Linked DNA regions of Homo sapiens: all the other regions are linked to region 1. Evidence: chromatin loops called from intact Hi-C (ENCODE). Cell type or tissue: heart right ventricle. All regions are shown on one strand. Region 1 overlaps PTPA (protein phosphatase 2 phosphatase activator). Region 2 has its middle 76 kb from the start of LINC00963. Region 3 holds the start of C9orf50 (chromosome 9 open reading frame 50). Region 4 holds the start of LINC01503 (long intergenic non-protein coding RNA 1503).

Region 1 (8,000 bases):
TCTCGATCTCCTGACCTTGTGATCCGCCTGCCTCGGCCTCCCAAAGTGCTGGGATTACAGGCGTGAGCCACCGTGCCCGGGCCCTTAATCAGTGATTTTTATGCCTTTCCTGAGCCAAAAGATGGCTGAGTGTTTGTTGGGGGAAATAAAGCTACATTATTGAAATTGAGACCAGTTAACACTCTTCAGTGGTTATTTTGGGGTCTCCTTGTGCTCCCAGTGGCCGAAAGGGTGAGACTGTCTTTTTACTTTTTGCTACCTTCCCTTTCCCTGTCCTCCTGTGCAGGTACCTTGAGGTTATGCGGAAACTCCAGAAAACATACAGGATGGAGCCAGCCGGCAGCCAGGGAGTGTGGGGTCTGGATGACTTCCAGTTTCTGCCCTTCATCTGGGGCAGTTCGCAGCTGATAGGTACTAGAGCGGGAGGTGCCTATCCCTCCACCCCCAACCAAGGCTGCGTTCTGTGGCCCTCCCCTGCCCCTCCTGCGCTCCCTCCTTCCCTTCTTCCTGCCCAGGGCAGACAGTGACAGCTTGGAAAGCAGGGCATTAGACCAGCTATTGAGGGAGGCTGTTTACTGTCGACCTTCTGCTGTGAGAGCCCGTGTGGTGGGCTGGAGGAGGCGGAGGCCAAGCGCCACCAAGATAATGGGAAGTGACATGGGCTGGAGCAAGGGCGCACGCCTGGTGCATAATGGACTGGTGTGAAATGCGCCCCAGCTCCTGGCAGCAGCTGTGGGGTTTTATGTTGAAAATGAGGGACCCTTTTGATTTGGTGACCAGTGTCATCCACTGTTATTATCGAGCTGTGTGCAAAGGGGCCCGTTAGGGAGCAGCCGCCAAGTGCTGGGTGGTGGGCCTGCTTCCTGTGGGGCTCAGAGAGGCCTGCTCTGGTGACTCCCCAACTCTTGAAGCTAGTTTTCAGGATGGGCGTAGGTGATCATCTCTATTTTGATGAAGAATGAACTGCCTACAGACTGATATTCATAAATGACCATTAGTTGTGGCCTCGGGTGCATTGCCTCCCCGAATCTTCTCAGTGACACTGCGAAGGGTCTGCCAGCATGAAGCCGGCTCTGCTGACTGGCACCTGCACCAGGCACCATACTGAGTGCTGTAGGTGTGGTAATTGTTGTCATGGCCCCTAGGAGGAGGTGCTCTTCTTGTCCCCAGTGTCCAGGTGAGGAAACTGAACCTTGGCAGGCTGAAGTCATGCGTCCAACGCCATGCAGCTAGAGCTTAGCACATTAGAATACACAAACCCAGAGTTACTTATTGCTCCTTCAAGGTGAGGTGTTGAGGGCACCACGGGCAGGACTGAGGCCCCTGGGGGGGTGTGACTGCTGGGCCGGGTTGCCCAGGTAGTCGTGGGGCCTGGTTCTGAATGCTGGGGCCCATTCCTTTTCCCAGACCACCCATACCTGGAGCCCAGACACTTTGTGGATGAGAAGGCCGTGAATGAGAACCACAAGGACTACATGTTCCTGGAGTGTATCCTGTTTATTACCGAGGTGAGGAGGAGGGGTGAGAGAGAAGCCCATGGCTGCCTCCAGGCTCAGATGAACCAAGGCTGGTGGCCTTACAGTGGATCAGAAGAGCCAGAGCTGCTGCCCAAAATGGCAGGGCCGGCCGGAGCGGGTTATTGAAAAGGAAGCACCACTGGGCCTCTTCCGAAAGAGCCGCTGCTGACTGTCAGGTCCTCCGCCCAGTTCTCCTTCAGTTTCTCCTGAACACCACAGGAGTCTTGAGATGAGGGTCTAAGACTTGGTCACTAACTGGCCTTGGTGACTGCTGCAGCAGGTCTGAAAGGGTCGGGGCGGGCGGAGGTTTGTGGGGGAGGGTCAGCATCTTTCGGTGGGGCCCCACAAGGGTCTGTAGAACCATGTGCTGTGGATGTGTAAAATGAAACCACCAGAGGAGATGGAGCGAACTTCTGGTGCAGACAGCTTTTCTGTCGAAGGGACACGTCTCTGTCAGTGCCTGAGGACGTGGGCCCGAGCAAAGTGCTGGAGTGGGAGTGCGCAGGCCTGGCCTGTGGTGGCAGTCACTGGATAGCCAGCCCCACGGCTGGGTTCTGGAACTGGAAGTTATTGTCTCACCAAGGCAGGATTCCTTGCAGTGGGCCCTGGACCACTTGTGCGAGATCTCCTAGTGTGTTTGTTAAAACGCACATTCCTGGGCCCTCCATCCCAGCTTATTGCATCAGAATCTTAGGGGACAAGAGCCAGGAACCTGCATCTAAACACACGTGCCAGGCGACTGCACAGGAAAGCTGGGGACCCTCTGCTCTCTGGACCTCTCTTGAGGGAGGTGTTAGGACTTCTCATCCTCTCTGCCATCCCCATGCCCCAGTTTCCAAAGGGCGCCCTCGCTCAGCTATCTGGAGAGGGTTTGAGAGTTCTATCCCTCCTCAGTCCCTTTCCCGACACCAGCACGGATGTCTGCTGCCTCAGTGAGGTTCCTAGCAGGCCTGTGGATGCTGGCCACGGGGGCTGCTCTCCGTCCGGGCTGTGTATTCTGAGCCCCCGACGAGGTGGAGAAAGCTGGGTTATAACCAGCAGCCTTGGCTCCAGGCTCTTCCTGGTCAACATTCGGCTCAGGCTTCTGCCAAACTCCAGAGGCCAGAGGGGAATGACACATTTTTTCCAAGTCAGCAAATGGAGCCGGGACTGACGGCTGGGCGGCCACCACTTCATTCCCGGAGATCTGCTGCCCTCAGCAGTGTGGCAGGCCCAAGGTCGGGAGGACTTGGGGGCAGCCTGGCTCACTGCCTTGAAAGCCAGTCACGCGCTGCTCTCTGTGGAGTGGAATGTGGGGGTCTGCGGAGCCCTGGGGGACCTCAGGATAAGCTGGAGGAGCAGGGTGGGAAGAAGGGTGCAGATGCCACACTGAGTTCTTGGGTGTGGCTGAAAGGCTGAGCTGTTTGGGCTCCCCCGGCGGCTGGCCAGGCCTCTGGGTCCCTGTCGGTATTCTAACTAGGAGGCATGCCAGGCCTGGCCTCCAGGATTTTGGGAATTGATTCCATGGTAAAATTTTGTCTTTAGTTGGTTGGTTGATTTTGTTGGTATAAACACCCCAAAAGCTTTTCCAAAGTTTGGGACCCAGTTCCTCCAGTAGAGGAAATCTCAAAGTAGCCACTAGGTGGCAGGAGAGGCACACTGAACTTGGAGAGGGTTTGGTGACATTTATTTGAGGCAGCAGAAGGAACAGGGAGGGGAGGGCGTGCCTAGAGTTGTTGGCTGTTCCGCACCTTCTCCACAGGTCCGGGTTTTCACTTTGGGTCTAGGCTCTTGGGCATGGTGTTCAACAGTAGACCCTAGGAGGAGTGTGCCCAGGAGCCGGGGTGGCTGCAGCAAGGGCCCATCTTGCCACGTGGCCGCTGGTTGCAGCACACGTTGTGTTGGTTCTCCAGAGCGCCCACCCTCTTCCACCTCGGAGCAGTGAGCAGCATTTTGCAGTCCCTAGTTGGTGAGTGGCCTGGCCTAGCTCACTGGGGACCTGGAGGCTTGCATGGAGTTCTGTACGCCTTGCTTGGGAAGGAGGCAGTGTTTCCTCTGGAGACCCTGGATTCACCATGGTGCTCTTTTAACTGGGAGATTAACTAAAACACCGAGAACTTGGGAGTGGAATCAGGCAGCCCTTTCAGGGTCTCATGCCAAGACTGCCCTGATACCCGTGGGCATCCTAGGTGAGGGACCCCACCTTGCAGGGCCTCTACAGCCTCTGTAAATGCAGCCCTGGCGCCTTTAAGAGCCCAGGGCAGGCAGGAAAAGAATTTCAGTTTCAATCTGGCTTCTAAATTTGGAGTTTTGGGAAGGGAGGGATCAGATTTCAGCTGGAAGGGAAGGAGCTGACAGGAAGGCGCTGTGCAGAGCCTCCCCACCCCCGCCCATCCCCCCAGTTACTGACAGAGGAGCCATTTACAAAAGGCCGATTCTCTGGGGAGTGGAGAGGCAGGAACGCAGCGTCTGTGAGTAATTTCCTGCTCAATATGGCTGCTCTGACTCACACGATTCCCCTGGGGTCACTGCGGGCTGCAGCTCGCTCGCTCATTCTGGTTCTTTCTCTTCTCCCTTTGTGGCTAGAATGAGCTAATTTTTTCTTTGTCTTCCAGCCCCGATTCCTTTTTCTCCCACTCGTCTGTTTTCCTTTGCCAGAGTTACAGGCAAAGGACTGTAACCTCCCTGAAGGACTTAGGGAGACCCTGGGGTACTGAAGGCCTGGGGGCAGCCTGCAGCCCCTCCAAAGAAACTACCTCTCTGGCCTTTCTGTGTGTAGGGGCCCAGGGCCACTGGAGCTCCAGGACATGGGCCTAGCCCTGGCTCTGCCAGAGGCCTTTTGAGGATCTGTTCTTTGGCCCTGGTAGGCGAGGCTGGCCAGGAGGCAGGGGCTCTTGTCTTCCAGTGCCCATCTGCCTGCCTTTGCCTCGGAGCCCTTGCCGGGCAGGCCCCTGGCAGACAAAGCCGACAAAGCCGACAGGGTGCCTCCTGGTTGCTTGCTCAGAGGGCCCTGTCCAGAGAGTGAAACTGGTTACACAGCTCCATGCTCCCTGAGCTTTCCTGGGCCTGGAAGTGTGCACAGGGCTGGAGCCTGCAGACTGGGGAAGGGGTGGGGTAGGGTGGGGAGGTGGGGGAGGGGCTGGGGGTGGAGTGTGGTTGAGCAGGGCAGTTGAAACAAAGCTCCCCAGAGGTGAGGCCCCTGTAGGCTCGGGGTGCCTGGCTGCCCTCCTGGAGGAGAGAGCCTGGGGTGATTCTGAGTGAAGCGAGTGGTCCAAGACAAGGCCCCCAGGGACCAGAGTGGGCTTTGTCTCTGTTGGGTGCCTCGGGCTCTTGCCTGGCTGTGGTGGAGCCTGGGAGAGAAGAGGAGGGGAGGGAGGAGCCTGTTGTCCTTGCTCCTGAACATGGGTGTTTGGATGGGCTTTTTGGGAACCTGGGCCAGGGGAGGGAAATGAGGGGGATAAAATGACAGGTTTTTTTTGACTTAAATCTTAAAAGTTTTGTCACAGTTGCCCTTACTAGAGAAGTAAGAGGCCTGCCAGGAGTGGGTCACCAGGTGGCAGCCCATGGCTCAAGAGTGGGGGCTCCTGAGGGCTCTTGTGGTGAACTGATGCCCCTTTTTGGAGAGCGTTTCTGGCTTATCTTTTCTCCTTCAAAAAATAACCCAGTCTCCCCTGACACCCGCATGTTTCTAGAACCTTCCAAGTCTCTGTTTCTTTGCCAGATTCAGCCTCTTTGCAGAGTCTTCCTTCTGCAGCATGGGTCTGGGGTACAGAGCCCTGTTCCCCTGTAAATGCTGCCTATGAGCTGGGGGGCTGTGTCGAGGGGAATTATGAACTGCTTGGTTAATAAATACAAATGTGCTGGACTTGCGGTGTCAGGGGGATATGCTCAGGCACACAGGCGTCCCTCTGTGGTTTCTGACGTCATGGGAACTTCATGCTGGCTGCAGAATCTTTCTCTTCCGTCCTGGAGGGTCAGACTCTTTGGCAAGAGGGAGGACCAGGAATGGAGCCGTCCTTGTGCCTGCCTCTTTCAGCTGCTGTGGCGGCCACCCCTTCCCCACCTCCTGGCCAGGCCAGGCTGGCTGCTGCTTCAGGCACCCCTGCCTCCCATCGGCCCTCTCTTCCCTGCCTGCATGGCAGGCAGAGGGCTGTCGGATACCTGGGTTTGGTCATACCCACCTTGGTCCTCTTGCAAATTGACCCTTTCCTCATCTCTTCTAGCTCTGCTGGTGGCAGGTGCAGACCACGTGTCCTGTGGGGGGGCCTGGGGGAGAGGGGGTGGGCCTGGAGGGGTGGGGCCTAGCTGCTGCTGCTATTTATCTGAACCCAAGTGAATCCCTGTGCTGGAGAGGCGCTCTGAGGCTCCTGGGGAGTCGGTGGGAACGACACCAGAAGCTCAGGTGGAGATCTTATCTTCCTGAGGCTGCTGGATTTGGTGGGCGATAGGAATCAGGCCCCCTTTTTTTGGCTGTGGGAGAAAGAGGGGTGACTGCGGGTAGGTGGGCAAGGAATGTTATATTTTCCTAGCAGGCCTTGAGGGCCAAAGGGGAACCTTGTCTCTGGCACTTGCATGTGCCTGTTTGTATGTTTGCCCCTCAGGCAGATGCTATAGCTTGGTCCCCAAGTGTCTGCGCGTGCATTGTGTGCGTGTGCGTTTGTGTGTGTGTGTGTGTGCATGCATGGGTGTGACTTTGCTGCAGGGGAGGAGGGATGAGCTCCCAGCCAGAACCTGTCTCTTCAGCTTGTGGCTTCTCTTTTTCAGATGAAGACTGGCCCATTTGCAGAGCACTCCAACCAGCTGTGGAACATCAGCGCCGTCCCTTCCTGGTCCAAAGTGAACCAGGGTCTCATCCGCATGTATAAGGCCGAGGTGAGTGGGGGCTGGCCAGTGTGCCCGTCCCTGCTGCCGCACTTGGTCCTGGGCTGGGGACAAAGCAAAAGATGTGGAACCTGGGGCTCCTGCTTCCTCCTACCCCACTGTTTTGCTCTGAATCTTAGGCCAGCCCCTCTGACACTTGGGGCCTCGGAATCTCCCATCTGGGGCATGGGCAGTCAGAGAAGCACCAGCCACCCCAGCCCCGAAAAGCTGCAGTCCAGCTCTGTCCTGATGAGCTTGGAGGCTGAGGCAAGGACCTGCTGCATGGGGAGTGGGGGCGATGGGGGCCTCCCTTCTCCTTTATCAAGTGGCCAAAGGCTCCTCAAAGCTCGGGCAGTCTGAGTCTGGCTCTCCCATGGCATACCTGGGAAGGGTCTTACCCTTTGGAGGCATCTCCAAAGTGCTGCCTTCAAATGTTAGTGTGTATGATCACTGAGTGGTGGGAGGTCTGAGGGTAGGCCGAGAATTGGCATTTTTATGGACCGCTTCAGGGATTTTGATGCAAATGGTTTTCCCTGCTCTCAAATCAGATGCTGAGGAGAGGAGAGCTGAGGCTTCCTGGAGCTCCCCCTGCTGGCAGGCAGCCGAGGGTGTCTCCTGCCCTCTTGGCACTGTTCTCCCAGCCAAGGAGGTGGCCTTTTCTCTCTTCCAAGTGGGGAGGAGACATTTTATTTCTACTCTGTCCCTTCTGCTAGCTCCTCCCACTTCCTGGGAAGACTAATTCTAGAACTGCTTGACCTTGGCCAGGGAAGGGCTGGATGTGAAGTTCCACACCTGGAGTGATGGGTCCTTAAAGTCCCTTCTTTCTGTTCTCAGGCTGGCCCTTGTGACTAGTTCATGGCCTCAGACACTGTACTGTGGGCACCATCTCTTGACTCCTGGCCGGCCTTCTCTTCTGGGAAGGGGCTGCTCCAGGTCTTCATTGGACCCAGAGCTTCCTGGATCCCATCAGCAGAGGCGGGACAACGGGGAAGGGTGCCAGAGGCCAGCGGGGTGGGGGAGCACAGATGCTTCCAGTTGGCTTGGCTCCCTGCACTTGGTCCTGAAGGGGTTAATGAGGCTTGAACTGAACAGACCGGGCCCTCACTCCCTTCCGCCCCCTCCCCCTTTGGTCCCCTTCCTCTGGACCTCACATCCTGTGTTTAGGTTCCAGCCCACATACCTCTCTAATCTGAGAGGCCTGAGAGCCCGTTGGCTGGAGCTGCCTAGGTTCCTTCCGGCTGCAGCTGGCCACCCCCGGCTCTCCACTCCGACTCTGCCCTGGGTCACTGCCCTCTGGTGTCCTGATGTTCCTGACCCCACCCCCGCCTGTCCCACAGTGGGGGCTGCTGGGGAACTCTCACTCTGCTGTGCCCCGCCTCCAGGGTGTCTGAGCATGTGAGAGGTGCACATCGCCCACCAGCCACCTCCCAACCCCAACCCTTGTGTGCCAAAGAGAGGACTCTGGCTGCCTTCTCTGCTTGGTACCTGAAGTACTGTCTTCTCTACAAGCCTCTTAATTCAAGTGACTCTAAACTTCTCTCGACTCAGGCTCTAAGGCCCAAAGGATAGGGCAAGAGACCCTGTCCCCTTCTCTCACCTGCCCTTCCAGAGACAAAAGAACTCCAGGCTGCCAGAGGATGAGGG
Region 2 (8,000 bases), 270 kb after region 1:
GCTCTGGGCAACTCAAAGACGTTCGGATCATGGTCCCTACCCTCTGGGAGGTTTCTGGCAGCGGGGTGGGGCCAGAGACAAGCACTGACTTAGCTGTGTATAAAAATAGCAAGGGCTTGCACGTGACAGGGACAAGTCAGGTGCAGAGAAGCAGGGAGAGCTCTCTCACCCATACCTGCCCCCCAGCCTCGCTGTCCTCTCACCCCAATGGACGCCCTCTTGGCCAAGGCGGCTGAGCTCCCATGTCTCCACCGGGTGCCATCCCAGACTCCCAGAGGCCTGGGGCTGAGGGGCTCCCTCCACAACCCCACGTCTCAACCAGCGGCTGACAGAGGTTAGAGGGCTTGCACAGATCTTACCGCTGGTGGCTGGCAGAGCTTCAGAAGGGTGCAAAAGGGACACTAACTTGGCAATAGCACCCTGGGATCTTCTTTCTCACCTCTCTGCTCCTTCAGCTGACAATCCAACCCTGCTCTCCACCGCTGAGAACAGGCTCTGGACCCCCAGAGACCCTCTGAACTAACCACTGCACCCCAAGGAGCAGCTGCAGGGTTTGGGGGTCCAGGACTGAGGCCTAGGACCATCACCATGGCGGTCACTGTCATCTCCATGACTACAATCATCACCTCCATGACCAACTGCCATCACCTCCATTATCACCACTATTGTGAGGGAAATTGTGTCCCCCCGAAAGATAGGTTCGGCCAGGCGCGGTGGCTCATGCCTGTAATCCCAGCACTTTAGGAGGCCGAGGCGGGTAGATCACCTGAGGTCAGGAGTTCCAGACCAGCTTGGCCAAAATGGTGAAACCCCAGCTCTACTAAAAATACAAAAAATTAGTTGGGCATGTTGGCGGGTGCCTGTAATCCCAGCTACTTGGGAGACTGAGGCATGAGAATTGCCTGTATCCAGGAAGCGGAGGTTGCAGTGAGCCGAGACTGCGCCAATGCACTTCAGCCTGCGCAACAAGAGCAAAACTCCGTCTTAAAAAAAAAAAAAAAAAAAAAAAAGATAGGCTCAAGTCCTAACTCCAGTCCCTCAGAATGCGGCTTTGTGTGGTCTTTACAGAGGTAACCAGGTTAAGGTGAGGTCGTTGGGGAGCCCTAATCCAATAAGAGTGAGGTTCCTATAAAAAGGGGAAAGGTGAACAGACATGGCAGAATGAAGATGACGTCAAGATGAAGGGCAGAAGGATGGGAGGACCGGAGGACAGGAGTGACACAGCCACACGCCAAGGCTGCCAGAAGCTGGAGAGAAGCCTGGGACGGAGGCTTCCCCGGGGCCTTCAGAGGCAGCATGGTCCTGCCCACGCCCTTACTGTGGACCTCGGGCCTCTGGAACCGTCAGACGGCTCTAGCAGGAGAATATAACCACCATCAGCATCACCACCACCATCAACATCACAACCACCACCATCAGCATCACAACCACCATCAACATCACCACCACCATCAACATCACCACCACCATCAGCATCACCACCACCATCAACACCACCACCACCATCACCATCACAACCACCATCAGCATCACCACCACCACCACCACCACCATCAGCATCACCACCAACATCACAACCACCATCAGCATCACCACCGTCATCAGCATCACCACCACCAACATCACCATCACCACCGCCACCACCATCAGCATCACCACCATCACCACCACCACCATCACCATCACCACCACCATCAGCATCACCACCACCATCAACATCACAGCCACCATCACCATCACCACCATCAACATCACAACCACCATCATTATCATCACCCTATCCTCATCCTCAACCTCAACACTCCTGTATTTGTTTCCTTCCTTACGGCTGAGGAACACATCACTACAAACCTGGTGGCTTACAACAACACAGATGATTCTCTTGCTGTTCTGAAGGCCAAAGGTCTTCAGCAGGCTCGGGGAGGACCCTTCCTGCTGCTTCCAGTTTCTGGCAGCTCTAGGTGCTCCTTGGCTCGTGGCTGCATCACTCCACCCTCTGCCTACGTCTACACACAGCTTCTCCTCTTCCGTAGGCACTTGTGATGACATTTAGGCCCCACTTAGGTCATCGAGGGTGACCTCCTCCCAAGATCCATAACTTAATGACATCAACAAAGACCCTTTTTTCCAAATAACGTCACATTCACAGGTTCCAGGGATTAGGGTGTGGACATATTTGGTTGGGGGGTGCACCATTTAACCCACTACAACCACCACCACCACCAGCATCGCCATGGTTGCATCAGTTAAGTTCTAGAAAGTACCAGGTCAGTCCAGGGCCCTCACCTGCGTCATGGCCTTTCTTCCTTAAGACAAACTCAGAGCAGGCTCTGTTATTTATTTATTTATTTATTTATTTGACGGAGTCTCTTTCTGTCACCCAGACTGGAGTGCAGTGACGCAATCTCTGCTCATTTCAACCTCTGCCTCCCAGGTCCAAGTGATTCTCTTCCCTCAGCCTCCCAAGTAGCTGGAATTACAGGTGCCCGCCACCACGCCCAGCTAATTTTTGTATTTTTAGGAGAGATGGGTTTTCACCATGCTGACTCGGCTGGTCCTGAACTCCTGGCCTCAAGTGATCCGCCCTCCTCATCCTCCTAAAGTGCTGGGATTACAGGCGTGAGCCACCACGCCCGGCCCAGGGTCAGTTATTACCCCCATTACTTAACACATAAAGAGGCCAAGTCTTGGAGAGAAGAACTCGCTGGCCCAAGGCTTCGCTGAGAAGGAAGGATTTGAACCCTAGCACTCTGGCGACAGTGGCCCCTGACTGACAGTTGTCCTGCCCCCAGCCCCAAACTTCTGATCATACAGATAATTCCACAGATGAAAGAGTGGGGCAACCAGCACCTGAATGGAAGGCACAGCGCCACGGTCCCATCTAGGCTCTATCACCAGCTGGTGGCGCATCTTAGCCCCATCTCCTTCCCCTCTCCAGGCCTCAGTTTGCCCAACTGTAAAACAAGAAGTGGGGGTAGTTGGTCTGGGTAATCTCCGAAGTCCTCCCAGATCTGGGGTTCTGCAACACTGGGTGTCTACTGTCATTTTGTCACAAACTTTGCCCAGGGCTCCGACTCTCGCATCAGCTAAACCCTCTGAACCCACCACCAGCTCTGCGTGGACGGTCAGCCTGTGGGGTGAGTGCTGGTGACTCGGCGTGGAGGGAGGTATAGGCCTGCCCGATGCCTGTCCGTATCTCAGGGCTGGGAACCTCTGTCTTACACTCCACAAGCGCTGGGGTGGGATGGGGTGGGAGTGGGGTGGGGTGGGGGTGGGGGTGGGGTGGGGATGGAGGATGCTCTTTCTTCTTGGAACCAGTGACTTTGGTTCACACATTCAGGGAGGGCTGTGCAGCTGAGAGCGGCTGGTGCTGGGAAGAGAGCTGAAGATCACTTTATCTTGAAAGGGCAAAGGTCTCCGTGACCAAAGGCTAACCGCATGTCCTTGGAAGAGAAAAAGAAAAAGAAAACATGAAACAGGCTAAAGGGGTCTCTGAAAGTTGTTTCCAAAACCTGGGTTGTTCACTAGGAGTTGCTTGTAAGTGTAAACACTTTTTTATTTTTATTTTTTGAGATGGAGTCTTGCTCTGTTGCCCAGGATGGAGTGCAGTGGCATGATCTTGGCTCACTGCAACCTCTACCTCCCAGGTTCAAGTGATTCTCATGCCTCAGCCTCCCTAGTAGCGGGGATTACAGGCGTGCACCACCACGCCTAATTTTTGTATTTTTAGTAGAGACTGGGTTTTGCCATGTTGACTAGGCTGGTTTCAAACTCCTGGCCTCAAGTGATCCTCCTGCCTCGGCCTCCCGAAGTGCTGGGATTACAGGCGGGCCGTGCCCGGCCAACATTTGTTTTTCTGAACCCATGGTATGGTGTGCACTGCAGAGGCTTTTTCCTCTGGCTTCCCTGTCCAGAGCAGCAACTGTATGCATTTGAGCTGATAATGTCCAAGAGTGGGGAGCTGAGTTAGGAACAGAATCACAAACTTTAATTAGCAGGATGACATTAACATCCCAGCAGGGGCTTGGGGGCGTCCTTCAGGCCCATCTGATCCCGGTGGACACCTCCCCACAGGACCCGCAATCTTGGGACACTGGAAGCCAGGCGCCCTTTGAGGGTGGAGGGAGGCCACCCACCTCCCCATGTGGCCAGAAATTGCATGCCCCGGCAGCCTGCCCTGGCTTGGTTCAGCAGGGCCCAGAATGTTCTGGTCTTTATCTGGTTTAGTTTTAAGTGCTTCCAACGGCAGCAGGGCTGTTCCACCACAGTCCCCAGGAAATTGGTCCGTGTAGGACGGAGCCTTCCCGAGAATGAAGTCATCTGTTCCTTTTTTATTTTTTGTTGCCTTTCTCCTTCAACGCGAGTCACCGGGCCTCTGCAGTCCCTCCCCGCGCCAACGCGCCCCGCCGCGGGGCCCGGACGGGGTGGCGGGGGAAGGGGCGAGGAGCAGGGCCCCGGGGTGCGCGGCCGCCCGACGCCCCCTGCTCTCGCCCTGCCCCCCGCCCCGGCCCCCGCCCGCCGCGGCCTGAAGGTGAGCTCCCGGGGGGCCGCCCGAGCTCCGGCGCGGCCCGCTCGGCAAACAATAACAGTAAATAACGCTCCCTTGTCAACGTAATAAAAACGGAAACGGTTACAATGTTTTTTAATAAGCGTCCCCCATCAATCTCCCTCCCCCTCGTCCCGGGCCGTGGGCACCGGGGAGGAGGGGGAAGGGTGGGGGGCACCGGGGCGCGCTGCTTGGGGGACCCGGGGTGCAGGAGGAGGACGCCCGGGGGAAGAGGGGAAAACACAGCAAGTGAGAGACGAGGGGGCGCGAGCGGCCGGGGTCACGCGCGCCAGCCGAGCCGGGAAGCGGCCGCGGTGAGTAACACCGTTGCCATGGCGACGTGGCCACGAGGAACAGGAAGCGGCAGAAATAGCAGCCACCGCGGCCCGCGCCGCCCGGCCCCTCCCCCCAGCCCGTTGCCACGGAGACCGGGCCAGAGCGAGGCTGCGCGGGCGGCCGCGGCCGCCTGCGCCCCAACCCGCGCATGCGCAGCGGGGCCTGGCCCACGAGGGCGTCGCGGGTGTGTCCCGTCGCCGCGCCGGGGCCACCTGGACCCCCAGACCTGCCCCTGCCGCCCGCTTAGGTGGTGGTTCGGGGGCCGGGGGAAGGAAAAGCCAAATCGTTCCTTGTTTGCCTTTGGAAAGCCGCCCTGCCATTGTTCCGGGCGGATTCCTTGGTTTCCAGGCGCTGTAGGCCAGGAGAGGAGGGGGCAGGAACCCCGGCCCAGCGGTCCCAGACGTTTTCGAAGCGACAGACCCTGGGCCCAGCGCGGGGACGCGGAGGGGACACGGGCTAGCAGCCCTGCCCTCCGGAGCTCAGGCCCAGTCCGGGCTTCCCAGGCCCCGGGGCTGCCCTCCCGGAGCCCGACCTCCCCTGGGGGTGGGGGTGCTGCCCCGGGGCCCCCTTCCTGGGTTTCCTGGTCCTTTTGTTCACGTATCCCCCTCCCCGGATTGAACCAGCAAAGAGCACAAAGCAGAAAATACATCCTTGCCGCCCGCAGGCTCCCTCATCCCGCAGAAAACTCTGAAACAGTCCACACCCGTCCCAAAGTTGAGAGAAACCTGGACGTTTCATAAACAAAACCCGCCCTCCAGCAGCGTGTTTATGTGGAGGCGGCCTCGCGTGTCTGAGGCTGGGGTGTGTGTGCTCGTGTGTGTGTGTACGTGCGCCGGGGACACGCGATCATCTCTCAGGTGTTTGTGGAGAATTTTTTTTCTCTCCAGATTTTGTTTGGTTTGTTTTTAATAAGGGTCAGAGGTCTGGGCTTCTGTGGGGAAGGGGCAAAGGTCATCTCGGATGGCCAGGCTGGGAGGTCCTAGGGGGAGGGGTCGCGGGGCCTGGGCTGCCGGGCGAGGCGGGAGCCGGTGGGAGTCAGCGGGGACAGGCTCCGCGAGCTGCTCCTGGGGTATGGCCCCAGAGAGGACCCGAGCCAGGACTGGGATCTCTCTCCCCTGAGCAGGGCAGCTGTCACTTCCCCGGCCCCTGTCCTGGCCACACTGGCCAAGAGAGAAGGCAAGCGGAGTGGCCCCGGTCTCTGGGGCTTTCTGCATTGGAAAGGGGAGGCTTTTGTTTTTTGTACAAGGCGGACTTCAACTTTCAGCGAGCAGGCTGACCAGATGGGAATGTAGACAGGGTGTGCGGGGAAGGGGGACCGCATGCTTCAAACCTCCTTCCTGCCACCATCGCCTAGCAGCCTGAGCCCCCACTGCGGCCCTGTGCTGGCTGAAGGGAGGGAGGGGCTAGGGCTGATGTTTCTTCTTCCCTCCTTCCCCCACCCCCCTTTTCCAGATGTGAGAAAGGAACCCCGCCCTGCAGGGGAAACTTGTCTGGTGTCCAGAAGACTTAGGATCCACGGTGGAGGTCTGGGTGCCATATTGCCGTCTCTCCTTGAAGGAGAAGATGAACACATAGGGAGAAGGCGCCTGGGAGCTGTCGCTACAGTCTAGAGAAGCCCCACCTTGGCCCAGCAGTAGCCTGTGCTGAGAACCGGGATTCCAGGACCAGACAGTCCTGGCGGTGGATCCCGGCTCTGCCGAAGCCACAGCTTGTGTATCTGGACAACAGGGATAGCGCAGTGCCCGTGTCACAGGTGGTGATGGCTCCTGGAGGTGGTGCACACAAGCTCGTGGCATGGCATCTGGTGCACAGTAGGTGCTAGAACATAGAAGCTGTCATTGGAGCTGGTGTGACCCAGGATGGCCACCTTGGGTCTCTGACACTCTGGGGCTGGCTGTGTCCCAAGGCAGGTTCATCTTTGGTCCAGCCTCCAGGAAAGGAGCACTGGACTGGGGTCAGGAGAAGCCGAGGCCAGGGGTTCTGCCACCAACCCATTGTGTAATCCGAGGCAAGTCCCTGAGCTGCTTTGAGCCTCAGTCTTCCCATCTGGCAAATGGGGATAATAATCACAACCACCATTGATTGTGAACTTACTCAGTGCCAGGTACTCCACCGAGGTCTGTACATTTCCTTATCTAATTCTGCCCTCAAAACAACCAAGTGAGGTAAAGACCACGATGATCCCACTTTCACAGATGAAGGGGCAGAGCCTCAGAGAGGTGAAGTCACTTGCTGGGGACACAGCTGGAAGATGGTGCAGTCGCTGTCACACACCCCTGAGAGCGAGTGTCCAGCTGCTGCTCCTGTCTCTGTTGTTCCCCTGCCCTTCCTGCTCACCCCCTGTACTTTTCGGTGGCTCCGGCCACAGCCCTCCCTTTGTATTTGAACCCTTGGATCCAGCCATTCTGGAATCTTCTGAGTCTGGTGCAGATCCAGCCCCCTCAGTGGGAGACATCCTCAGGGGTAGATGGTGGCTTGAAGAAAGCCAGGTGGGCCCCACATGGTCCCCACAGTCAACCCGGCGGCTCACAGCTGATCGGCCATCCACCGTGTCTCCCCCTGCCATTTACACCGAAGGGTTGGGGTTCCTAACACACCCGGGTGGACGCGTGGCCTCCAGATGGTGCAGTTAATCCCGCTGGAAGCCGTAAATCAGCGAGATTGTCCCAGCTTCCCCTCCCCTCCTCCGTGCTGTCACCTCCAGAAGCTGGTGGGAGAAGCACCCCTCCAGCCCCGCCCTCCCGCCCCGGCCTTTGTTCCTGCTCAGTAGCCGGCAGGACGTGGCCCAGTCACGGTCTCCACGGCCCACGTTTGAATCTCAGCCCTGTCACTGCCTGGCACGGTGGCTTTGGCCAAGCACTTCATCTCCTGTTATCCTCAGTTTCCTCATCCATGAAATAGGGTGGGTCACAGCACCTGCCTGGTCCTAAAGATGGGGGCTGCTGTGTGTGAGCGCTCCACCCTGGACCTGGCTCCCGGGGGGTCCTCGGATATGCTGCTGGTTATAACAAGTTCTTACTCTGGGCTAGGTGTTGTAATGCTTTAGCTCAGTGAATCCTCAAACAAGCACATTATGACCCTTTTATAGGTGGGGAAGCTCCCACTCCGAGAAGGGAAG
Region 3 (8,000 bases), 480 kb after region 1:
GCAGCAGCCCCCGCTTCCGCACGGCCCGCCGGGTCGCGGTGAGCAAGGCGGGCAGGCGCGGCGGGAGGCGTCCGACGCCCACCCCGGGCTTGGCGTCCCCTTCCGGCCACCACGCGGCGCCGCCCCCCGGGATCCTCCAGTCCCCGGAGCCCCGCGCGCCCAGAGCCGCTCGGAGCGCGGGCGGGGTCAGCTTGGGCAGCCGCGGGTCGCTGCTGCGTCGGAAGTCTCCGTCGCCAGGGAGCCCCTTGGGCGCCAGGTCCTGGGCCCCTGGGCGAAGTCGACGCCAGAACATGCTTGGCCCCGCACTCAGCTCACCGCACCCTCAGCGCGCGTGGGTGGGGGGCGCCGGCTGAGGTGGGGAGGGCATAGTCCAGCCCCAGGCCATAGTGCCCCGGGCGGGGCAGCGCGGTGCGGGGTGAACGCCACCGGCCCGGCGGACAGCGAGTGGCTTCAGGCGAGAGCTCCCAGAGCCTCTGTTTCCTCACCTGAAAAATGGTGACAGCAAGAGTAGCCAACTTTGGGGGTTGCTGTGACGTTTAAATGAGCAAGTACATGCCAGTCTTAGAACAGCAAGCTCGGTACAGTGCCAGGCACGCTGGCCAAGCTTACACATAGACTAGCTGCCATTCTTAGTATTTCAAAGTTATTATTATTTAGGATTTAGTCCCAGCTCCACCACTTATTAGCTTTGTAACCTTGGCCAAGCCAATTAACTTCCCTCTGCCTTCCCTGGGGGCTCTGGTCTGCAGAATGGGGATAATAGCAGCACCTGCCTCTCTGCAGCCGTGAAACGGCATCACCGCATCACCGCTGGTAGAGAGAGCACTTAGCCTGCCTTGCAGTGTTCAAAGCGTGGAACTGTTACCGTCATTAGCGCTCTACTGGGAATTAGGAAACCTGGAACCAGCTTGAGGGAAGAGAGACCTGACCAGCAGCCTCCCAGCCCTGGTGCTGCCTCAGAGACCCCTGGGTGGGGAGCCTGTTGAAAATACAGATGACTTACCCCCAGCCCCCATTCTGATTCAGTACGTCTCTGCTGGAGCCAAGACAGTTTGTTGTTCTTGTTGTTGTTGTTAAAGAGATGGGGTCTTGCTAAGACGGGGTCCTGCTGTCACCCAGGCTGGAGTGCAATGGCACCATCATAGCTCACTGCAGCCTCAAATTCTTGGGCTCAAGTGATCCTCCTGCCTCAGCCTCCTGAGTAGCTGGGACTACAGGCACACACCACCACAGTTGGCTAATTTTTGTATATTTTGTAGAAATGGGGTAGAATTTTTTTGTATTTATGTTGCACGGGCTGGTCTTGAACTCCTGGGCTCAAGTGATCCACTTGCCTTGGCCTCCCAAAGTGCTGGGATCACAGGCGTGAGTCCCCACTTCTGGCCAAGACACAGACTTTTAACAAACTCCCCCTTTGGGAGGCAGAGCCCCAGTCTTACTCCCAGCTCTGACACTGAGGGGTTTCTAAGCCTGCTTCCTCCCAACCACACCCCACTCCCAGATTGTTGTCAGCTCTGAGCTGACTCCTGGGCAGTGTCACACTCACCCTGGTGGGCTTCTGGGTGGGGCCCTAGAAGGTCCTGTGAGTTTAGAGCTCTCTACAGGCAGGCTGTAGAGCCCATCATCCCTGCCTGGTGCCTCTCCCAGCCCCTCCCGGCTGCCTCTGGGCCGCTTCAGGGTCATTGTGATCCGCCCCTCACCCCTGGGCATCTGAGTAGCAGTGGGCACTGAGGCCTGGGGACTAAGGGTGGGGCTATTGTGCCCTGGATGCCCTGGCCGCAGCCACCTGGGGCACTGGGACTCTGACCAGGGCAGCCAGGCCTACCCTTTCCAGATCTGGGAGGCTTAGGCTGGGTGGCTCTGGAAGTAGAACTTCCACCCCAAGACCAGGCAGTCAGAATACAATGGACCTAGAAATGAACAGACCCTGCGGGGCACGGTGTCTCACGCCTGTAATCCCAGCACTTTGGGAGGCCGAGGCGGGCGGATCACCTGAGGTCAGAAGTTCAATACCAGCCTGGCCAACATGGTGAAACCTCGTCTCTACAAAAAATACCAAAATTTGCCATGCATGGTGTTGTGCACCTATAATCCCAGCTACTTGGGAGGCTGAGACAGGAGAATCGCTTGACCCTGGGAGGCGGAGGTTGCAGTGAGCTGAGATCATGCCACTGCACTCCAGCCTGGGTGACAAAGCGAGACTCCATCTCAAAAATAATAATAATAATAATCCAAGGTCTGGGTGCTAGGTGTGCTTCTTGCTATTGAGATGTCATTTCTTTCAGGCAGTCTCAGCTGACAAAGAAATGTGTGTGTATACTATGAAACACACACATATCTATAAATATTTCTATAGGTAACCATCTGTACTTATATTAAGCTAAACATGAGCTCATGCTGACATCTCCAACTCTAATCCGTTACACAGATCATTTGAGACTCTGTCTCACAAAAAAAAAAGAGGCCAGGTTCCAGTGGCTCATACCTGTAATCCTAACACTTTGGGAGACCGAGGCAGGTGGATTGCCTGAGCTCAGGAGTTCGCAATCAGCCTGGGCCACATGGTGAAACCCCGTCTCTACTAAAATACAAAAAAATTAGCCGGGCGTGACAGCGTGTGCCTGTAGTCCCAGCTACTTGGGGGGCTGAGGTAGGAGAATTGCTTGAACCCGGGAGGCGGAGGTTGCAGTGAGCCGAGATCACGCCACTGCACTCCAGCCTGGGCAACAGAGTGAGACTCCATCTCCATAAAAAAAAAAAGAAAGAAAGAGCCGGGCACGGTGGCTCACGCCTGTAATCCCAGCACTTTGAGAGGACAAGGCGGGTGGATCATGAGGTCAGGAGATCGAGACCATCCTGGCTAACACGGTGAAACCCTGTCTCTACTAAAAATACAAAAAATTAGCTGGTTGTGGTGACGGGTACCTGTAATCCCAGCTACGCGGGAGGCTGAGGCAGGAGAATGGCGTGAACCCAGGAGGCGGAGCTTGCAGTGAGCGGAGATCGCGCCACTGCACTCCAGCCTGGGCGACAGAGCAAGATTCCATCTCAAAAAAAAAAAAAGAAGGAAGGAAGGAAGGAAGGAAGAAAAGAAATTAACAGACCCACTTTCAAGTCCATGGTCTGCTGTTTTGCTGTGTGATCCTGGAGAAGTGTCTTCTTTCTCAGGACTCCCTGGGCCTTATCTCTGAGTCTTGGCTGGGAGAGGGCCGAGAGGAAGCTCATAGTATTGTGAAGCTGGGGTGGGAGACAGAGGTCATTTACATGAGTATTTCACTGGCGTGGCATAGTTTCATAATTTGAAAATGAAGAAACGACTTTGTAATTCAAATAACAGAGTGACTCACTAGAGAACGCGTCGCCAAAGATATATTCTATTTTCTGTCAATGCTTCTCACCAGGGATGGAGGGACATACTTTCCTGGAGAGCTACAATATTGAGTGGGGGAGGGAGATATTTTTGTATTTATTTAAAGGGTATGTGTCTTTTTTAATGGCTGCGAAACACCAGATTAACTAGACGGTTTCTTTTTTTCTTTTCTTTTCTTTTTTTTTTTTTTGGAGACGGAGTCGCGATCTCAGCTCACTGCAAGCTCCGCATCCTGGGTTCACCCCATTCTCCTGCCTCAGCCTCCCGAGTAGCTGGGATTACAGGTGCCCACCACCACGCCCGGCTAATTTTTTTGTATTTTTAGTAGAGACGGGGTTTCACCGTGTTAGCCAGGATGGTCTCGATCTCCTGCCCTTGTGATCCACCTGCCTCGGCCTCCCAAAGTGCTGAGATTACAGGCGTGAGCCACTGCGCCTGGCCTAACTAGATGGTTTCTAAGGAGCCCTCCAGCCCTTGCACTCTGCAAATATTTATCAAGGAACTACTATGTGCTAGGCTTGGGAATTCAGAGATGCCAGAGGCTTTGAGGTCAGGGAGCCGGCCAGTCCTGGGAAGGCCTTGGAGCGTGGCTGTGGGGAAGGGGCTTGCTCTTCTGTTGACAGGAAATAAGACAGGGCTGGATTTTTAGGCATACAGAGAGCTTGGATCAGAGCTGCCCCCTGGCGGAGGATTCCGGACACCCCCACCGATTGAAATTGCCCAGGATCAATCCCTTTGCTTAAAGACACAGAAAATGAAGCTTGGGAGAGGGGCTCAGACCAGGGGTAGCAGTTGTGACCTAGAATAGTCTAGAGGGTATGCCAAATAAGATGCACATACACACATCCTGCGGACTCAATGCAGAAGGGGCTTTTTAGCATCCCCTTTCTACCGTAGCTTTCAACACATTTAGAGCAAACACACTTTAAGCACCTTCTGTGTGCGTCGCCCAGAGGAAGGAACACCAGGATAGTATTATTATTATTTTATTTTTGAGACAGAGTTTCGTTCTTGTCACCCAGGCTGGAAAGCAATGGCGCGATCTAGGCTCATTGCAACTTCTGCCTCCTAGGTTCAGGCTATTCTCCTGCCTCAGCCTCAGAGTAGCTGGGACTACAGGCATGCACCACCATCCCTGGCTAATTTTGTATTTTTAGTAGAGACGGGGTTTTGCCATGTTGGCCAGGCTGGTCTCAAATTCCTGACCTCAGGTGATCCGCCTGCCTTGGCCTCCCAAAATGCTGGGATTAGAGTCGTGCACCACCGTGCCCTGCCAACACAAGGATATTATTAATAGTATAGGAAAAATGAACTTAAGATGGATATTGTCATTATAACAGCTTCCATTTCCTGAGAACCCACTGCAGGTGCTGAGCTGAAGGTCTGACGTGCAATGTCCCACAAGTTTAACCCTCTCAGAGCATCAGAAGTTGAGTAATTATTACGTTGCTCAACTTCCTCTTCTGACAGGAGACTGAAGCTCGGAAATGTTAACAGGCTCTACCCACCTGCAAGCTCCCGTTTCCATCACCGCTGCCTCGGAGATAGCTCCAGAATTTCTTTGCATGGGAGGAGCCTAGGGAAGGGCCACGCTTTTGGAATGGAAACGTCATGGGCTTGTTTTGCTCATTTCAGTGGGAATCCCATGGCACTGCCGAGAGTATTTCTTTTTATTTTATTTATTTTGGGGGGTCGGTATTATTTTAAGATGCTAATGGAGATGGGTGGATTTGAGGACCAATGGCTTTTTTTTCCCTTTTTACTCAAAGCCCGCACAACACACTCGTTTTTAGAAGTCCAGCCTGCAGCCTCCAAACGAACTGTTGTACGTGCTGGGGACGGGGAGAGGGCGACGCTGCGGCTCTTTTCCGTTCGGGAGGTCCTTCTAGATTCCCAAAAGTCAATTTAGTCAAGTTTTGAGCTGTAACCTGTGTTGGGCGCGGTGGCTCACGCATGTAATCCCAGCAGTCTGGAAGGCCGAGGTGGAAGCCTCGCTTGAGGCCAGGAGTTCAAGATCAGCCTGAGCAACAGGGTGAGACCCCGTCTCTAATTTTTTTTTTTTAAAGAAGTCAAATTAGGCCAGGTGCGGTGGCTCACGCCTATAATCCCAACACTTCGGAAGGCAGAGGCGGGCGGATCACTTGAAGTCAGGAGTTCGAGACCAGCCTGGCCAACATGGTGAAAACCCGTCTCTACTAAAAATACAAAAATTAGCTGGGTGTGGTAGCTCACGCCTGTAGTCCCAGGTACTCTGGAGGCTGACGCAGGAGAATCGCTGGAACCTGGGAGGCAGAGGTTGCGGTGAGCCGAGATCGCGCCACTGCACTCCAGCCTGCTTGACAGAGCAAGATTCTATCTCAAAAAAAAAAAAAAAAAAATTTAAATTATTTTTCAAAAGAAGTTAAGTTAAATCCGGAGCCCGCGCGGGGGAGGGGCGAGCTGAGCGAGGGGGTGGAGCCAGCCATGGGCCCGCCCCTAAACGCCCGGAAGTGACGTTGGCGGACAAAGGCAGCGCGCGCCGCGAGCTGTCGCGTCTGGTCGTGGTCTGGCGGAGCTGCGGTTGGCTTGTGGCGTCTCCGCCGCCGCCGCCCTCCCTTCCTCTTCCCCATCTTCTTCTCTCGGTCCCGGGAGCCCCCGCCCGGAGTGAGTAGCGCGAGGCGGTGCGAAGGGTAGGCAGCCGCTGGGAGAGGGGAGGCTGCGACCCCTAACTGTTTCGGCGCCCTGAGGTCCCGGGTCCCCGGCTCGTCACGTGACCCGGCGCGTGCGCGCGGGCCGGCACAGGCCTCACGTGCGCGTCCCCAAGAGGTCTACGGGCCGGACCTGGGCAGGGACTACGGAGCAGTCCATGGGTCGGGGTACAGGAGGAAAGTCAAGGCACTCAAAGCCCAGGCAGGGCACTCCCCCACCCCGGTCCCCAGACCGCAGCAAATCCCTTTCTCTGAGCCTGTTTCCCTTCCGAGAAACAGGGATATGGAGAGCGCCCACTTGGAGGATGGATGGGAGGAATCGGTAAAATCGGTAAAATGCCCAGTTCAGAGCCTGGCACAGTTAAGTGCCCGCTGCACAGAAGTTGCTGTCGTATTTAACCTTGGGTGCCACCCGAGCGCCAGCCCGACACAGGTGCAGCTCAAAAAAGACAGCCCGAGAGCCCTTGCGGCCAAGGTCAGCCTGTCTGCAGGGAGGCTGCCATATCGAAAAGCCCAGACTTTGCTGCGCACCAACTGTGTGATCTCTCCCTCTGGACTTTGGTTTCTCCTCTGTACTATAAGTGATTGCCACAACTGGTGTCAGAGGCCCTGACAGCGGGGAGGGACAGTGTAACCGGTGGTTGTGGTGTGTAGAATGATTGCCCAGTGAGATGGGATGAGCCTCTGGGAGGAACCAGGGCTGGTATAAGGAGCCTGGATTCCCTCCTTAATTCTGTTCTCGGCTTCCTGTTTGTATGTTTAAAGACACGTCACTTCCTTTAGTGTGCTGGTTTTTCTCTATGTAAACTGAGGACTGTGCGGGGGTTGGAAGGATGCATGGAGCGTTTTGGTGGAGGCCGGAAGCCCTAGGATCACAAGGATGGCATCTAAAAAATCTCGGTGGGGGTTCTGTGCTTATAGGCAGAGGAAGCTCACTCCCCACTCTGGCTGATTTGCAGAGCTGTTTGAGTCTGCTGGCTTGGCCGCCCAGCATACCAGTAACAGTCCCCTAGGTGTGTCCAATACAGCTTCTGTGGCATTCTAAGGCAGTTTTCCCATTTGATCCTCATAGTGGGCAGAGTTGACAAGAATCTCATTTGACAGAGATTTCTAAGCTCAAGAGAGAATATGTGCCCGGCACTGTGCAAAGCACTTTAAGCTTTTCATATGCACTTTTAATCACAGCCTTTCTGTAAAGTCGGTATTACTGTTCCATTTTATAGGTGAACTGAGGAATGGTGAGGTTTAATGTCTTGTCTGTGCTTACACAGCAGGTGTGCAGAGCCAAGATTCAGATCTGGTTCATCTGGCTCCATCAGAGCCTTTGTTAGTTTTTAAATGTATCCCCTGTTTTGTCTTCTTCCCTCCCTTTCTCACTTCCTTCTTTTTCTTAGAGCACTCTGCCGTTTGCATGTGGCCTGCTGCTGTCCACAAAGATCCAGGGAGGATGGACTCTGTCCACTAGGCTGCTAGAGGGTGGAGGTAACTTTTAGGCAGGCTTTTCCGTAGAGACTTACGTGAGGAGGATGAGATGACTGCAAAAGTCTGCCGGTGACAGTTTCAGCACTGTTTTCTTCCATGGGTCGTGGGAGAAGAGATGCAGTACCTTGGGTCTGAACACCTTGGCGGGGAGGAGGAGGCAGCAGCCAGGTGACTGTGAAGGATGTAGGATCACATTTACTGGCTGAGCAGCCATTTACCAGGCATGAGGGGTTTGTCTTCCTCTCTGAGCTAGCCTAGAGTGCACACAAAGCCCGTGTGCTCCTGGCCCCCTCCCAGGCCCTTCAGCCACATACGGCATCTGTGCTCTGGAGCAGAGTGTAGCAGGACCACCTGCTGTTGGCTGACTGACCTTGCTGTTCCCTCAGACTCTTAGGGACCTCCTCCTGCCCCACTCCAATCTGGACACCACGAGGCAAAATGTAGCCAGGACCCCAGGAATC
Region 4 (8,000 bases), 190 kb after region 1:
TCCATGCCATGCAGACTTCAGCAGGCTGCTTGAGTTTCCCCACAATATGGCGGCTGGCTTCTCAGAGTGAGTGATGCAAGAGAGTGAGACTGAAGCTGCAGTACCTTTTATGACCTAGCCTTGAACAGTACATGCAGTCATTTCCTCAGTATCCTATTGGTTATGCAGGCCAGCCTGATTGATTGTGGAAATGTGTGAATGCCAGGAGGTGCGAATTGTTTGGAGACCATGTTGGAGGCCAACTGCCTTAGTAACCATCACTTTGGTACCAGGACATGTAACTTGCCTCATTTGCACAGTTGCTTTTTCTTACCATTTTGTAGACATGAGTAACATTGGGAAGTGAACCTGTTAACCTGTGATATGAAGAGAAGGGGAAGAGACCAAAAATTTATCAGCCACACCAAGCCCTGGAAAACAGCGGTACTAATAACCCAGCCTCCCTTCCTGGGTGCTCACTCTGTACCAGGTACCTCATGGGCCTCAGGGTGCTATGCAACCCCTGTCCCCATGAGCAGGTTCCACTGATATTTTCAAGTCAGGCCACTCATGCCTATGAAATGCATGAAATGAGATTTTTTTGTGATGTTGGCTATGGCAACACACGTGGCTCTGCCTGATGGAAGCTGAGACAAAATTGGTAACCTGAGCGAACCCGTGTGGAGAAGATTTGAGCAGAGAGTAAGCTTAGGATGGATAAATGCCCACGATAAACAAATAATAAATAGATGAGATGAAATATTTATTTCATGTACAGGATGAGGATTAAATACGTTAACAAGATGAGGAGTCAGGGTGAGCCTGGGGAATCCCTGGTTTCACTGGAGCCTCCTGGCTGGGAGAAGTGTCACGTCTCCAGGCTGGGGCAGCGGCAGGGCTCCCTGGTTGGGAGGTCTAGTGGTGACACGTGGAACACCTGGTGGTGAGCCCCAGAATGCCTGTGTCCCAGGCCGACCCATACTGGTCATGAGCTGTGTGATCCAGGCAAGTGACTTCACGGACCTCAGTTTCCCATCTGCAAAATGGGATGATAACAGCAAACTTCACCACTTGTGATGAGGATTCGGAGAGTGAATCTTTGGCCCAGCACAAGGCCTGTAAGGTGTTTCACATGGCAGAGTTGGTGGCGGGTCACCAAGGTGGTGGTGTCCCAGGTTGAAGGAACCTTTCTAGAAATTCCATTGCCTGGAAGGATCCAGTGACACACAGTGGACCCTGAGCCACAAAACAGACTGTGGTAACTGCTGGGGCCTCCCGCAGGGTGATCCCCGAGGAGGCTGGGAGGAGCTCAGCCCTTTCTTCTGCTGGGGGCATGTGCAGGCATGGAGACTGCCCGGCCCCTTCCTGTCCTGTTGGGGCATGATTTTCAACAGAGGGAGGATTCTGGGCATGTTTTCCTTTGGAAGTCTCACCAGGCTGAGCAGGACTTAGAGGAACTCCGGCTACGTTTGCTGTCCCAACAAATAGACCAGGTATAGAGAGAACAGGCCCTGTGAGAGGTAGGGAAAGGAAGGGAGCTTTGGTGGGGAGATTTTGGGGTCTTTCCTGTGGGTACCGAGGTTCTGGGCAGCTGGGTGTGCTGGCCTCCTCTCTGGACATGCTCTGTGGGCATCTTGGCTGTAAATTCCAGGCCCCCCTGCCAGGGATTCCCTCTCTGAGTCTTCAACGAGAGTGAAACTCCATTTCAAAAATAAAATAAAATAAAAAAGCGAGGAGGCTGTGGGCCTAGATGATCTCTCAGCCCCTCCCAACTTTAACACTCTGATTAATTGCTGCATTTATTGAACTCCAGCTGTATGCAGGAGTGGTGTCTGGGAGATGGGAGGTGCTGACCCCAACCCAGGAGGAAGAACCAACCTGAGCCTGCAGATTTCTATGTGGCCTGGGATGGCAGAATGGCCATGTAGGCTGCAGGAGAGCCTAGTACCAGGCCCAGCTGCCATCTGAAACGTGTCCTGCTGGTGGCACTTTGGCGTGGTTCAGGTGTTCTGGTCTTAGAGTCCATTTGGTTTGTACATGAAAATATGTTAGCGGCCTCTTTCCAGTAAGGTTCTGTTTTTGTTTTTTGTTGTTGTTTGTTTTTGTTTTTAGACGAGTTTCGCTCTTGTTGCCCAAGCTGGAGTGCAATGGCATGATCTCTGCTCCCCGCAGCCTCTGCCTCCCAGGTTCAAGCGATTTTCCTGCCTCAGCCTCCCAAGTAGCTGGGATTACAGACATGTGCCACCACGCCTGGCTAATTTTGTATTTTTAGTAGAGACAGGGTTTCTCCATGTTGGTCAGGCTGGTCTTGAACTCCTGACCTCAGGTGATCCACCCGCCTCGGCCTCCCAAAGTGCTGGGATTACAGGTGTGAGCCACTGAGCCCAGGCTTTTTTTTTTTTTTTTTTTTTTTTTTTTGCGACGGAGTCTTGCACTGTTGCCCAGGCTGGAGTGCAGTGGCGCAATCTCGGCTCACTGCAACCTCCACCTCCTGGGTTCAAGCAATTCTCCTGCCTCAGCCTCCCAAGTAGCTGGGACTACAGGTGCGTGCCACCACACCAAGCTAATTTTTGTATTTTTAGTAGAGACGGGGTTTCACCATGTTGGCCAGGCTGGTCTCGATAGCCTGACCTCGTGATCCACCTGCCTCGGCCTCCCAAAGTGCTAGGATTACAGGCGTGAGCCACCGCGCTCAGCCCAAGGTTCTGTTTTTTATTCAAGGCGTCTTAGGGCTTAGAGCTAAACTTGACCATGTCATTCCACACATAAGCCCTTCCCTGGCTCCTCACTGACCTCAGATGACGGTTCATGCTGGGAGTGGCCTCAAGGCCTTCTGGGACCTGGCATGGGCCAAGCTCTCCCACCTGGGGCTTTCCTCCCCTTCCTCTCTCTCCTCCAGAAACACAGATTGAAACATGAGAACGTCTCTCTTCCCTCTAGAGCCTCACACTTGCTGCCTCCTCTGCCTGGAACTCTCTCCCTCTGCTCTCACAGGGTTCCCTAAGTGTCGCTTCCTCCAAGAAGCCCTCCCTGATGAGTTGAGCCACTTTAGTTTGTGCTCAGGCTCACCCTGCACGTCTTGGTTGCTCTCATCACTGTAATGATCTAAAACACACGTCTGCTCATGAGACCCGCATCCCACCCCCGATGCTGGGGCCGCTCTTGGATTTTCATGCCTGCTGCCAGCACCCAGGGGGAGCTCCGGAAATGTCTGCTGGGTGAGTCATGAACGCGCAACCTGTTGATCCAGGTTGGTAATCAGTGGCCGGGCCTGCCAGCAAATCACCTGACCCGGTCACCCAGAGGCTGGGAAGGACTGCCGCGGCTGCCGCCCAGATCCCTCCTTCCTCCCCCTGAAGGCTCTGCCTGGAAGGAGCGAAGGGGTTAAGTGTTTCTGGCGGCCTGGTGCTGTGTCTGCTGCAGTTCCCCCTTCCGGGGCTGCAGCAACCCGAGGTTGGCGAGGAATGTTTGCAATGCAGAGCTAGGAGGAGGGCGGGCTGCTAGAGGTGGGGGCCGAGGCAGGCCCGCGGCCAGGCTCCCTAGTTGAGCAATGGCCCTGCTGGTTCCTGTAACTCGGACCCCTCCCGCCTTTTCCCGCCCTGCCGGCTTCCTCCACCCCGGCTGGGCTGCCTGCCGGGCAGTGGGGGCGGCCTGCACTCAGCTGCAGAGGGAGGTGGAGGGACAGAGGCCCAGATAGCCTGAAGGTCAAGAGTGAAAGAGAGGGGTTCCCTGAGAGACAGAGCAGGGGTGCAGTTGGCTCAGCCACCCCAGCCCAGAGAAGCGGGGCCTTTTCCAAAGTCACACAGCAAGACACCAGTGAATTGGGCCACAGCTCTGGGTCTGGCCTCTTTAGTTCCCATAACTCTAGGCTGCAACTCCCACACACAGCAGGGAGGTCACATTGCCACTCAGCTGGGAAGCTTTGAACCACAGGGGACCCTCTCCCAACAGAAGGCAAAGCCCCCCCACCCCAATGCACTGGCTTGGCCTCTTCACCTAATCCCCAGGGTCTCAGAGAGGACAGTGCACCCACTGGTCTAGGTGCACCCCTCCATCCTGCCATTAACTCCCCACCACTTCCCACTGCCCACTGCCCGGCCAGGTCTTGGGGACCTTGGTCACCTCTGTTCCTCGCTTCCGGGAGTATGAAGTAAATGAATGAAGGCCAAACTTGAGCTGGTTCTTGAAAACCCTCTCTCCCCTCTTCCTCTGGGTCTTTTCAAGGAAGGACCAAACTGGCACGGTGGCTCATGCCTGTAATCCCAGCACTTTGGGAGGCTGAGGTGGGTGGATCGCCCGAGGTCAGGAGTTCGAGACCACCTTGGCTAACATAGTGAAACCCTGTTTCTACTAAAAATACAAAAAATTAGCTGGGCGTGTTGATGGGCACCTGTAATCCCAGCTACTCTGGAGGCTGAGGCAGGAGAATCGCTTGAACCCAGGAGTTGGAGGTTGCAGTGAGCTGAAATCACACCATTGCACTCCAGCGTGGGCAACAAGAGCAAAACTCCATCTCAAAAAAAAAAAAAAAAAAAAAAAGGAAGGACCTTCATGAGTACCAAATATTCACTTGGGCTCAGACGCAAAACTCAGCTCTTTCTCCACAAGCACCCCCCTCCTTTGGGGGGAAGCTGTGTTCCCTGACACTGTGGGATGAGCTCCTCCCTCTGCCGGCAGTATTTCCTCTCTGGGGGACCTCTGGGGAGGTGGCCTTGCAGTTGGGCACACCTGGCTTGCATCCCAGAGGCACCACCTTCAAGCTTCCTGGCTTTGCCACACCTCTCTGAGCCTCGGTTTCCTTATCTGTGCCATGGAATTCAGAGAGGCCCCAGTCTCACTAGGCTGAGGCTCAGGGCCAGTTGCCTTTTCCTGGCCCCACAGATGTATGGTCAGTTTGGGGGTATGCCCCCATCCCTGCTCTGGGCTTTGCCTAAGACAGGCTGTGGGCAGCCCTCAGAGGCGCCAGTTTGGCCACACCTGGCTGGAATCAGCGGGTGGGTGGGAGCACACAGCAGGGACCCAGTGCCTTCTAGAACACAGCTAGCAGTTCCCGTGAAAATCAAAACACCCCATTTTACAGGTAAGGAGGCTCTGGGAGGAGTGGCTTGCCACACTATGCAGATATAAAGAGGGATATTCACCAAGAAAAACATACCAATAACACCAAGGGCCCTCCTACACATTGTTCTACCACTATTTATTGAGCACTTACTACATGCCAGGCAATGAGCCAAGTGCTTTACAAGGCTGACCTATTTCAATCCAACAGCATACCGAAGAGGGAGGCATATTGATCCCCCTTTTACGGGAAACAGTGAGGTTGATGCATTTGCCCAAGATCACACAGCTCTTGGGGAGTGGAGCCTGACTTTGAATTTAGGCCGCCCGCCCCCAGAGCCTGTGTTCTTGGCCATCCTTCTTCGCACCTGGCTTAGAGACCCAGGCTCTGCATAGAGGGGCCCAGTGATCTTGGGTTAGTCCCTTAAGCCCCAGCCTAGCAAAAGGGAAAGGAAATATCTTCAGCACCCAGTGAGGGGGAGCTCAGAGAGGGGACCCCTTTTACTACAGGGCACACAGCCGGCTGAGCCAGGACCCACCACACTCAACTCCCCGGCCCCTGGCTCCCAGGAGGTGGCTCCTCCATGGCCGGGAAGGACCCCCACGGCTGCTCCCGCAGGCAGATGGACAGACGATGGCCCCCTCCCACGGCCTGCGGGCTGTGTGGCATCGCCACCTCCTCCCGAGCAGGCTGCCTTTAAGAAACCAGAAGATTGATTTCCTGGCAGGCTCTACGCCGAGGAGCCCGTCCAAATGGTTTGCATGTCTGCATTTTTTACTGCTCCGTTTAATATGTATGCAAATGCCGGCCGGCTGCGCCCGCCGCGCGGCTGCACAGTCACACGCGGCGCCCCATTAAAGCGGCCGTCCCGGGCGCGCGCCTCATTCGAGGCGACGGGCTCCGGGCCCTGATAGATGGGGTGCGGGGACGGAGACAAATGACGGCCTTTGTAATTTCTTTTCTCTCTTTTTCCGGGGGAGGGGGAACTCGCAGAGGAGATTTAAATATATGCAAAATTGTTTGCGGGCTGGGGGTGGGGCGGAAACCTGAAAGGGGCGGCGGGGGGAGGAGCTGGTGTGTTCCTGGTGGGAGTCGGGCTGGAGGCAGGAGGGGAGCCGGGCCCCCACAGTCACCTTCTGGCGGAGACAGCCGAGCGAGCCGCTCTGCTCCTGATAAGCAGGCCCGGTCCTCTGGGAAGCGTGGGCTTCAGCCGCAGAGAAAAGGAAAATGCTGGTTATTTTCGGCCCCGTTACACGCGGGAAGCCGGGGATGGTGGTTTTTCCCCCATCGCACCACCGCTTTCTTTTCTTGGGCTTCCAGGGCTTATAACTTAATTGGTACGGTGTCATTTAAGTTTCGCATTAGCCCATGAAGTGGGTCCCGGGTTCACACCCATTGTGCAGATGGGGAAACTGAGGTTTGCGGGAGTGAAGTCCCTTGGGGAGGGTTGCAGAGAGAGTGGGTGGGGATTGGGTCCCTCCAGAGCCCTGTCTTTGATCCCCACGGCCCTCTGCTGTCTCTCTGGCTCTCAGCGGTGGGGTGTCCGCGTGCCTGCCTGTGCCCCAAATCTGCCCGGGCTCGCCCCATACCACGAGCCAGCCCCCTCCTCCTGCCTGCCCCCACGCGCGCCAGGTGACAGGCCCACAGCCCAGCGAGCTGGGGGACTGAGCCTCACATTTTCCAAATATTGCTTAAGCCTAAAATCCGAAGTGCTGGTTTTAAAGGAATCTTTCCTAATTTGTCAGGATTTTAGGCCACATGGCAGCTGGGGGCAGAAACATTTCTGAGAGGAGGCTCCAGCCTCAGGAGAGACCCACCGTGGAGCAGACCACTCAGACCCACCGGAGACCCAGAGTTACACACTGCTGTGTCCGTGTGTGCGCGCCTGTGTCCGTGTGTGCTTGGGTGTGTCGTGTCATTGTGAGTGTGCTGGTGTGTGTGCACCAGTGGGAGTAGGGGAGTGTATATTAGTGCATGTGTGAGTTTCAGTGTGTATGTGTTAGTGTGTTACGGGAAAGGGGTCCTGATCCAGACCCCAAGAGAGGGTTCTTGGATCTCGCGCAAGAAATAATTCAGGATGAGTCCACAGTGAAAAGCAAAAGCAAGTTTATTAAGAAAGTACAAGGGATTGGGCGCGGTGGCTCGCACCTGTAATCCCAGCACTCTAGGAGGCCGAGGAGGGCAGATCAACTGAGGTCAGGAGTTTGAGACCAGCCTGGCCAACATATAGTGAAACCCTGTCTCTACTAAAAATACAAAAAAAAAAAAAAAAAAAAATTAGCTGGGTGTAGTGGCATATGCTTGTAGTCTCAGCTACTTGGGAAGCTGAGGCAGGAGAATCGCTTGAACCTGGGAGGCGGAGGTTGCAGTGAGCTGAGATCACGCTACTCCAGCCTGGGCAGAGCAAGACTCCATCTCAAAAAAAAAAAAAAAAAAAAAAAAGGGATAGCGGTAAAAAGACAGCTACTCCGTAGACAGAGTAGGATGTTCCTGAAAGTAAGAGGAGGAGCGAGGAACGCATCCACCCTAGGTACAATGCTTGTATATATGGGGAGATTTGCTCTGCTACAAGGGTTTGTGATAAAGGATTAATTTTCTTAATTACTATATTTTGCAAGAATCGATATTATTATCTTTAAAGCAAAATTAGGAATGCCTTTGTTCTTCAGATATGGCGATATCTGGACACTCCTAAGTCCGGGTCTGTTTTAGTAAACATTATTAATTTGTTCCCTTAACCATAAACCTCTAGGGGCTCGGAATACCCACCTTTCTGGTAATGCAGCCCAGCGGGTCCCAGCCTCGTTTTCCAGCCCTCACTCAAAATGGAGTCGCTCTGGTTCGAACGCCTCTGACAAGTGTGTACCTACGTGTCAGGGTGAGTATGGGGCTGTATGTACACACGTGTCACTGTGTACACGTGTCGGTGCGCATGTATGAATGTGTGTTGTCCTTGGCTGGC

What was found. A loop is a pair of places that touch in the nucleus more often than their neighbours do. Peaks named below come from ENCODE experiments on the same cell type or tissue, not always from the same donor. Only the 100,000 strongest peaks of a DNase experiment are listed, where the experiment ranks them.
Region 2: a loop joins it to region 1, with 3 times the contacts of the local background. A loop is called at or near these places in 16 of 110 quality-filtered maps.
Region 3: a loop joins it to region 1, with 4 times the contacts of the local background. A loop is called at or near these places in 105 of 110 quality-filtered maps.
Region 4: a loop joins it to region 1, with 3 times the contacts of the local background. A loop is called at or near these places in 16 of 110 quality-filtered maps.

Annotation. Positions count from the first base shown.
Region 1 is chr9:129,136,185-129,144,184 of GRCh38, forward strand. It overlaps PTPA (protein phosphatase 2 phosphatase activator), which reads left to right. Exons shown (of 10, transcript NM_178000.3): 7 at 287-411; 8 at 1,408-1,508; 9 at 6,261-6,368. Among named protein-coding and RNA genes, the nearest start is that of PTPA, 29 kb to the left of the region's middle. RefSeq lists enhancers at 2,304-2,931, 3,400-3,489, 3,562-4,189, 3,610-3,659, 3,950-4,109 and 4 more and a silencer at 4,710-4,759. In heart right ventricle, CTCF peaks have their summits at 3,124 (motif pointing right), 5,063 (motif pointing right), 5,268 and 6,948 (motif pointing left); DNase peaks (open chromatin) are centred at 3,187, 3,947, 5,437, 6,957 and 4 weaker places; H3K4me3 peaks cover 5,251 bases; H3K27ac peaks cover 7,089 bases.
Region 2 is chr9:129,408,885-129,416,884 of GRCh38, forward strand. No RefSeq gene overlaps it. Among named protein-coding and RNA genes, the nearest start is that of LINC00963, 76 kb to the right of the region's middle. RefSeq lists silencers at 4,550-4,629, 4,650-4,819, 4,930-5,139, 5,280-5,419 and enhancers at 6,001-6,820, 7,414-7,913. In heart right ventricle, a CTCF peak has its summit at 7,499 (motif pointing right); DNase peaks (open chromatin) are centred at 123, 4,227, 4,887, 6,064 and 1 weaker place; H3K4me3 peaks cover 1,884 bases; H3K27ac peaks cover 6,415 bases.
Region 3 is chr9:129,620,283-129,628,282 of GRCh38, forward strand. It overlaps C9orf50 (chromosome 9 open reading frame 50), which reads right to left and starts at 819. Exons shown (of 7, transcript NM_199350.4): 1 at 1-819. The coding sequence starts at 292. NTMT1 (N-terminal Xaa-Pro-Lys N-methyltransferase 1) reads left to right here and starts at 5,881. Exons shown (of 4, transcript NM_014064.4): 1 at 5,881-6,013. RefSeq lists enhancers at 281-931, 3,802-3,941, 3,952-4,001, 5,854-6,392 and a silencer at 6,006-6,245. In heart right ventricle, a CTCF peak has its summit at 4,061 (motif pointing left); DNase peaks (open chromatin) are centred at 4,042 and 5,859; H3K4me3 peaks cover 3,493 bases; H3K27ac peaks cover 3,003 bases.
Region 4 is chr9:129,331,002-129,339,001 of GRCh38, forward strand. It overlaps LINC01503 (long intergenic non-protein coding RNA 1503), which reads left to right and starts at 5,922. Exons shown (of 4, transcript NR_120686.1): 1 at 5,922-5,987; 2 at 7,791-7,916. RefSeq lists enhancers at 3,005-4,204, 3,188-3,990, 4,795-5,598, 5,599-6,402. In heart right ventricle, a CTCF peak has its summit at 3,381 (motif pointing left); DNase peaks (open chromatin) are centred at 3,520 and 4,674; H3K4me3 peaks cover 2,338 bases; H3K27ac peaks cover 7,048 bases.